Regions from separate parts of the Mus musculus genome. Here region 1 is linked to region 2. The links are chromatin loops, found by intact Hi-C in ENCODE. Cell type or tissue: heart. All regions are shown on one strand. Each heading gives the region's core, and the rest is flanking DNA. Links, peaks and the distances in the headings are about the cores only.

Region 1 (2,923 bases), core at 128-2,627, 87 kb after region 2:
AAGAAAATTGTTGAGGCTTTTCTTTTAACCCTGAGCCCAAATTGTATATAATTTTGTAAGTGAATAAAAGTTTTTGGCTTCTAATTTTCTTGAGATGTTAAGTGCAGCTAAGTCTATCTCAGTGCCCTTATTCTCAGTACTAAGCAGCTGCTATTTATAAAGCATTTAGAACATTCTATGACATAAGTGTCAGTTGTCTAAATTGAAAAATATTCAATGTTTTTCTTTGAAGGAGGTAAAGTTTAGCTTTAAAACTACATTTTTCCTTCTCTCCCATTATTTCAAAGAGAAAATAATATCTTCTGAATGTGATAAGGTTATAGACTTTTTTCAATCACACAGATAGTGTTGGAAATTATTTGACCTAAATGTGTACAAGTTAAAACAAACACAGGGATTTTTATCTTTTACCTTTTCCCCCTGTGTAGTGAGGAAAATAAAATTCTGACTTTCCTGTGTGCAAACTGTAAAATAAATTATTGAATTAAAAGACAGCTTCATTATGCTGTATTAAATTAAATTGTACTTCACTATTAGGGATCCAAGCTACTGAAAATTGCAGAGTGACTTGAAGGTCTATGTTGTGTGTACATATGGACATGAATATGTGGGTGCCTGTGTAGAATAGAAGAAAGCATTAGATTTCCTGGAGCTGGAGCTACAAGCAGTTCTGAGTCCCCCAAAATAGGTCCTGGGAACTGAACTCAGGTCCTTTAGACAAGCAGCAAGCATTCATAACCACTGAGTCATCTCTTCATCCCCAGCAATGCTTTTCAACACGCCAGGGGCATTGGTAGATACATGTCTTGCTTTTTCTCTATAGGTGCCTGGGTAATATGTCCCTCATAATACAGAAGTTATTTTGAAAATTGCTAGCATGAGATTCTTGAAAATATAAATCTTAGAAACCTTACTCTAGAAGGTGAAAGGATTCTCTCTCTGTACCAGCAGTTCTCAACCTGTGGACAGCATTTCACCCGGGTCACCTAAGACCATTGGAATACACAGATAGTTAAATTATGACTCATGGCAGTAGAAAGTTACAATTATGAAGTAGCAACAAAACAATTTTATGGTTTTGGAGTCAGCACAACATGATGTACTGTATTAAATGGACACAGCATTAGGAAGGCTGTGAACCACCACTCTATACCAATGTGCCTGAGACTTGGGTAAGAACATAGTGGGAAGTCCTCCTTCACACGGGCCAGAATGGTAGGAAGTTCAGGTTTACAGTTTAGTTCTAGAGTTATAAGAAGATTCTGGAAAACAGCTCAGGATTTTTTCTGCCCCTATTAACTCATACTCACAGATAAATTGTGCTTCTTTAAGCCAGCTTGGGTTTGACTCTGTGACTTCATCAAATAGTTGATAGGGTAGTTGGCTTTAGTGTGGCAGGTGCTCTCAGGTTAATTTATTGTATGGCCCAGGTTTCTGGCATGAAGGTAGTTTTATTTTACTTGCTTTGGTTGCTTCCTGACAAGATTTTCCTAACATCCTTCTTGCCAGGCATCTGAGCCACTTTCTTTGCCTAGTTCTTCTCAGGCGTGCCTGGCAGCCTGATCAATATGTCTCTTTCCTATTATTTCCCCTAAGAAGACACCAGAGACATGAAGCTGCCAAGTAGAGTGGGGGTGGGGTAGGGTAGGGGAAGCCCAGAAAGGAAAGGACCGGGGAAGGGATCCAAACGTTCCATCTGGCTGACCTCTGGGCCTGTGTACAGCTGCTAAGCTGAAGGGAAGACTCTGAAGCCAGCCAGGGAATCTTCCCCAGATCTGGTTCTTGTGTAAGCTTAGCTCAAATAATTGCTGTTAAAATAAAATAAACAATGTACATTTGGGGGAAATGTATTAAGAATCTCCACAATTTTACCTTCACAATAGCCAGGACACAATCTGAAATGACTTGTGGCATAAATATGAACAAAATAACAGCTCCCAAGGGAACAGAACCCATTCACAAGGAAAGAGAAAATCCAAGGGATGAACTCCTGAGCCAACTACAGAGCCAGCAGGGGAGGAGTTTTAAGAGTTATTATTATTTGTATCCTTAGAGAGGCAAAGTGAAAATACACTCACTGTGAATGAAAATATTTGAGATTTTATCTTAAATGAAAATGTTACAAAAGCATCAAAAAAAAGGAGACATTTTAGAACTGAAAATTAGATGGGCAGAGTACATCTCATCCCCACATCAGGAAGATGGAAGGCAAATTTTGTAAACAACTGGCACAACGCTTGAGATGGATGTCTTGTTCTTTATTCTGCTCTCTTTCTCATATTCAGCCATACTCACATGAGAGCTGTCATTTTGGGTCCAACTTCTCTTTCCAGGTCAATTCTTTATTTGAAGCATAGGCTTCCGATTAGTGCATATACCATCATGATGCTTTGGGTAGCTCATAATAGAAAGGCATTAGTATTTTTCAGTTTTGTAAGTCAGACATCTAATACTGGGATACAATCAAGTGGGTAACATGACTACACTCTGGTTGGAAACTCTAGGGGAGAGCCTTCCCCAGCCTTTCCTAGCCCCTGAGCTAGCTTCCACACAAGGCCTGGGGTCCCCTCTTCCGTCTCTAAATCCAGTCAGAACTACTTTTCATATTGTTGTCTCTCCTGTTTTGCCCCCAAAGGGGTGGCCTATATATATTTTTAAATATAGAATGTTATTATTAAGTAACTTGCAAATAAAAAATCATATGCCGAAATGAATTAGATCCAAGATCTATATACTTCCATAGAGTCAGGATGGCCATTATGAAGACATGGGACTTTGCAATAGATGTTATACTTTTACTATTAAATATATTTGTAAACTCTTATCCACTACCAAAACCAAAAGATTCATGGTAGAGTTAGAAATAGGAAAACCATCAGCTCTATATACTCTATCATAACTCATGCCCATTAACTTCATTCAG
Region 2 (2,923 bases), core at 116-2,615:
TTTGCCTGAGAATTTCATGATGTCATTGTTTTTAATAGCTGAGTAGAATTCCATTGTGTAAATGTACTACATTTTTTGTATCCACTCCTCTGTTGAGGGACATCTGGCTATTGTAAATATGACTGCTCTGATCATAGTGGAGTATGTGTAGTTAATATATGTTGGAGCATCTTCTGTGTATATGCTCAGGAGTGGCATAGCTGGGTCCTTAGGTAGCACTATGTCTATTTTCTGAGGAACCGCCAGACTGATTTCCAGAGTGGTTGTACCAGCTTGCAATCCCACCAACAATGGAGGAGTGTTTCTCTTTCTCCACATCCTTGCCAGCATCTGCTGTCACCTGAGTTTTTGATCTTAGCCATTCTGATTGGTGTGAGGTGGAATCTCAGGGTTGTTTTGATTTGCATTTCCTTGGTGACTAAGGATGTTTAACATTTCTTTAGGTGCTTCTTGGTCATTCAAGTTTCCTCAGTTGAGAAATCTCTGTTTAGCTCTGTTCCCCATTTTTAATAGGGTTATCTGGTTCTCTGGAGTCCAAATTGTTGAGTTCTTTGTATATATTGGATATTAGCCCTATCAAATTCATTTGGAATAACAAAAAAACCCAGGATAGCAAAAACTACTCTCAACAATAAAAGAACATTTGGCAGAGTCATCTTTATCGACCTCAAGCTGTACTATAGAGCAATAGTGATAAAAACTGCGTGATATTGGTATAGAGACAGGCAGGTAGATCAATGGAATAGAATTGGAGACCCTGAAAAGAACCAACACACTTGATCTTTGACAAAGAAGCTAAAACCATCCAGTCGGAATGGTGCTGGTTCAACTCGAGATCAGCATGTAGAAAAATGCAAATTAATCCATTCTTATCTCCCTGTACAAAGCTCAAGTCCAAGTGGATCAAGGACCTCCACATAAAATCAGATACACTGAGTCTAATAGAGGAGATGGTGGGGAAGACCCTTGAACACATGAAAACAGGGGAAAGTTTCCTGAACCGAACACCAATGGCTTATGCTCTAAGCTAATGAATCTGTAAGTGGGACCACATAAATTTGCAAAGCTTCTGTAAGTCGAAGGACACTGTCAATAGGACAAAAAGGAAACCAACAAATTGCAAAAAGATCTTCACCATCTTTTCTCAATCCTTGTAAACTCGGGACATGGATCCATGGCAGAATGAGAGCATCAGCTTTTTCTACACATGAGTCCCTTACTGGTGAACACTATTTTGCAGTGTCTTCGGCTTGCTGTGTTAGATTCAGAACCTAGTGATAATCCTCAAAGTTGTTGCTCCATAGAGTTCTGCTGCCTGTCAGAAGAGGGCACTGTTTGCTTGTATTGAGGCAGAGGAAACAAACCTGGAGCCATTTAGGGAGAGGGATGGCTGCCAGAGTCAGTCCTTGACACCTATGCTCTGTGGGAAAAGTGGTTATGACTGCAGCTCCATTCAAGCATGGCGAATCCTGTTAAACATCCAGTTTCCTATAATTCCACCAAACCTTTTAGGGTCCTGGCTGCCCAGGAGACCAATGAAATAATTTACATTGATGACATCTGGGACATAGCATCTGGGTGGGTACAAGACAAAACAACAGTTTACCCAGAGATCAGATGTGCAGCATGCAGGGACCCCGGCAGGGCACTGTGGAAGCACAAGATTGTTAGGGCTTGAACAATGGTAGATTCAGGAACTAAGGAAACTGGAATAGCAACTAGTTCACAAGTAGAGTTTAGAATAGATAACATTCAGGCTGGGCATATTTCTTTTCTTTTTTATTTTTATTTATTTTTATTTTTTTATTTATTTTTATTTTTATATTTTCTTCATTTACATTTCAAATGCTATCCCAAAAGTCCCCTATACCCTCCCCCAGTCCTGCTCCCCTACCCATACACTCCCACTTCTTGGCCCTGGCATTCCCCTGTACTGGGGCATATAAAGTTTGCTAGACCAAGGGGCCTCTCTTCCCAATGATGGCCATCTTCTGCTACATATGCAGCTAGAGACACGAGTTCTGGGGATGCTGATTAGTTCATATTGTTGTTCCACCTATAGGGTTGCAGACCCCTTCAGCTCTTGGGTACTTTCTCTAGCTCTAGATGACTGTGAGCATCCACTTCTGTATTTGCCAGGCACTGGCAAAGCCTCATCGGAGACAGCTATATCAGGGTCCTTTCAGCAAAATCTTGCTGGCATATCCAATAGTGTCTGCATTTGGTGGCTGATTATGGGATGGACCCCTGGGTGGGGCAGTCTCTGGATGGTCCATCCTTTTGTCTTAGGTCTAAACTTTGTCCCTGCAACTCCTTCTATGGATATTTTATTTTCTATTCTAGGGAGGAATGAAGTATCCACGAGTTGGTCTTCCTTCTTGATTTTCTTGTGTTTTGGAAGTTGTATCTTGGGTATTCTAGGTTTTTGGGCATTAGTGAGTATATATCAAGTGACTTCTTTTGTGATTGGGTTACCTCACTTAGAATGATATCCTGCAGATACATCCATTTGCCCAAGAAATTCATAAATTTCTTAAAGGTTTTCTTCTCTCTCTCTCTCTCTCTCTCTCTCTCTCTCTCTCTCTCTCTCCCTCCCTTTTCCTTTCTCCCTCCCCCTCCTTCCTTTCCCTTCCCTTCCCTTCCCTTCCCCTCCCCTCCCTTCCTTCCTTCCTTCCTTCCTTCCTTCCTTCCTTCCTTCCTTCCTTCCTTCCTTCCTTCCTTCCTTCCTTCCTTCCTTCCTTCCTTCCTTCCCTTCTCTCTCATTTTTAAACTCACATATAGCTGCTGCTGCTGCTGCTGCTGTGTGTGTGTGTGTGTGTGTGTGTGTGTGTGTGTGTGTGTGTGCACTCTCGAGTAGGGGAAGAGGAGATGGAGCCCAGTTGTGAGAGCAGTTGCCTAATTTGCACAAAGACCTGGGTCTGAC

What was found. A loop is a pair of places that touch in the nucleus more often than their neighbours do. Peaks named below come from ENCODE experiments on the same cell type or tissue, not always from the same donor. Only the 100,000 strongest peaks of a DNase experiment are listed, where the experiment ranks them.
Region 1: a loop joins it to region 2, with 2.5 times the contacts of the local background. A loop is called at or near these places in 4 of 42 quality-filtered maps.

What each region holds. Positions count from the first base shown.
Region 1 is chr8:82,600,511-82,603,433 of GRCm38, reverse strand. No RefSeq gene overlaps it. Among named protein-coding and RNA genes, the nearest start is that of Zfp330, 170 kb to the left of the region's middle. In heart, for the core only: no CTCF peak of the experiment used is centred there; a DNase peak (open chromatin) is centred at 1,633.
Region 2 is chr8:82,687,955-82,690,877 of GRCm38, reverse strand. No RefSeq gene overlaps it. Among named protein-coding and RNA genes, the nearest start is that of Zfp330, 85 kb to the left of the region's middle. In heart, for the core only: a CTCF peak has its summit at 1,321 (motif pointing right); no DNase peak of the experiment used is centred there.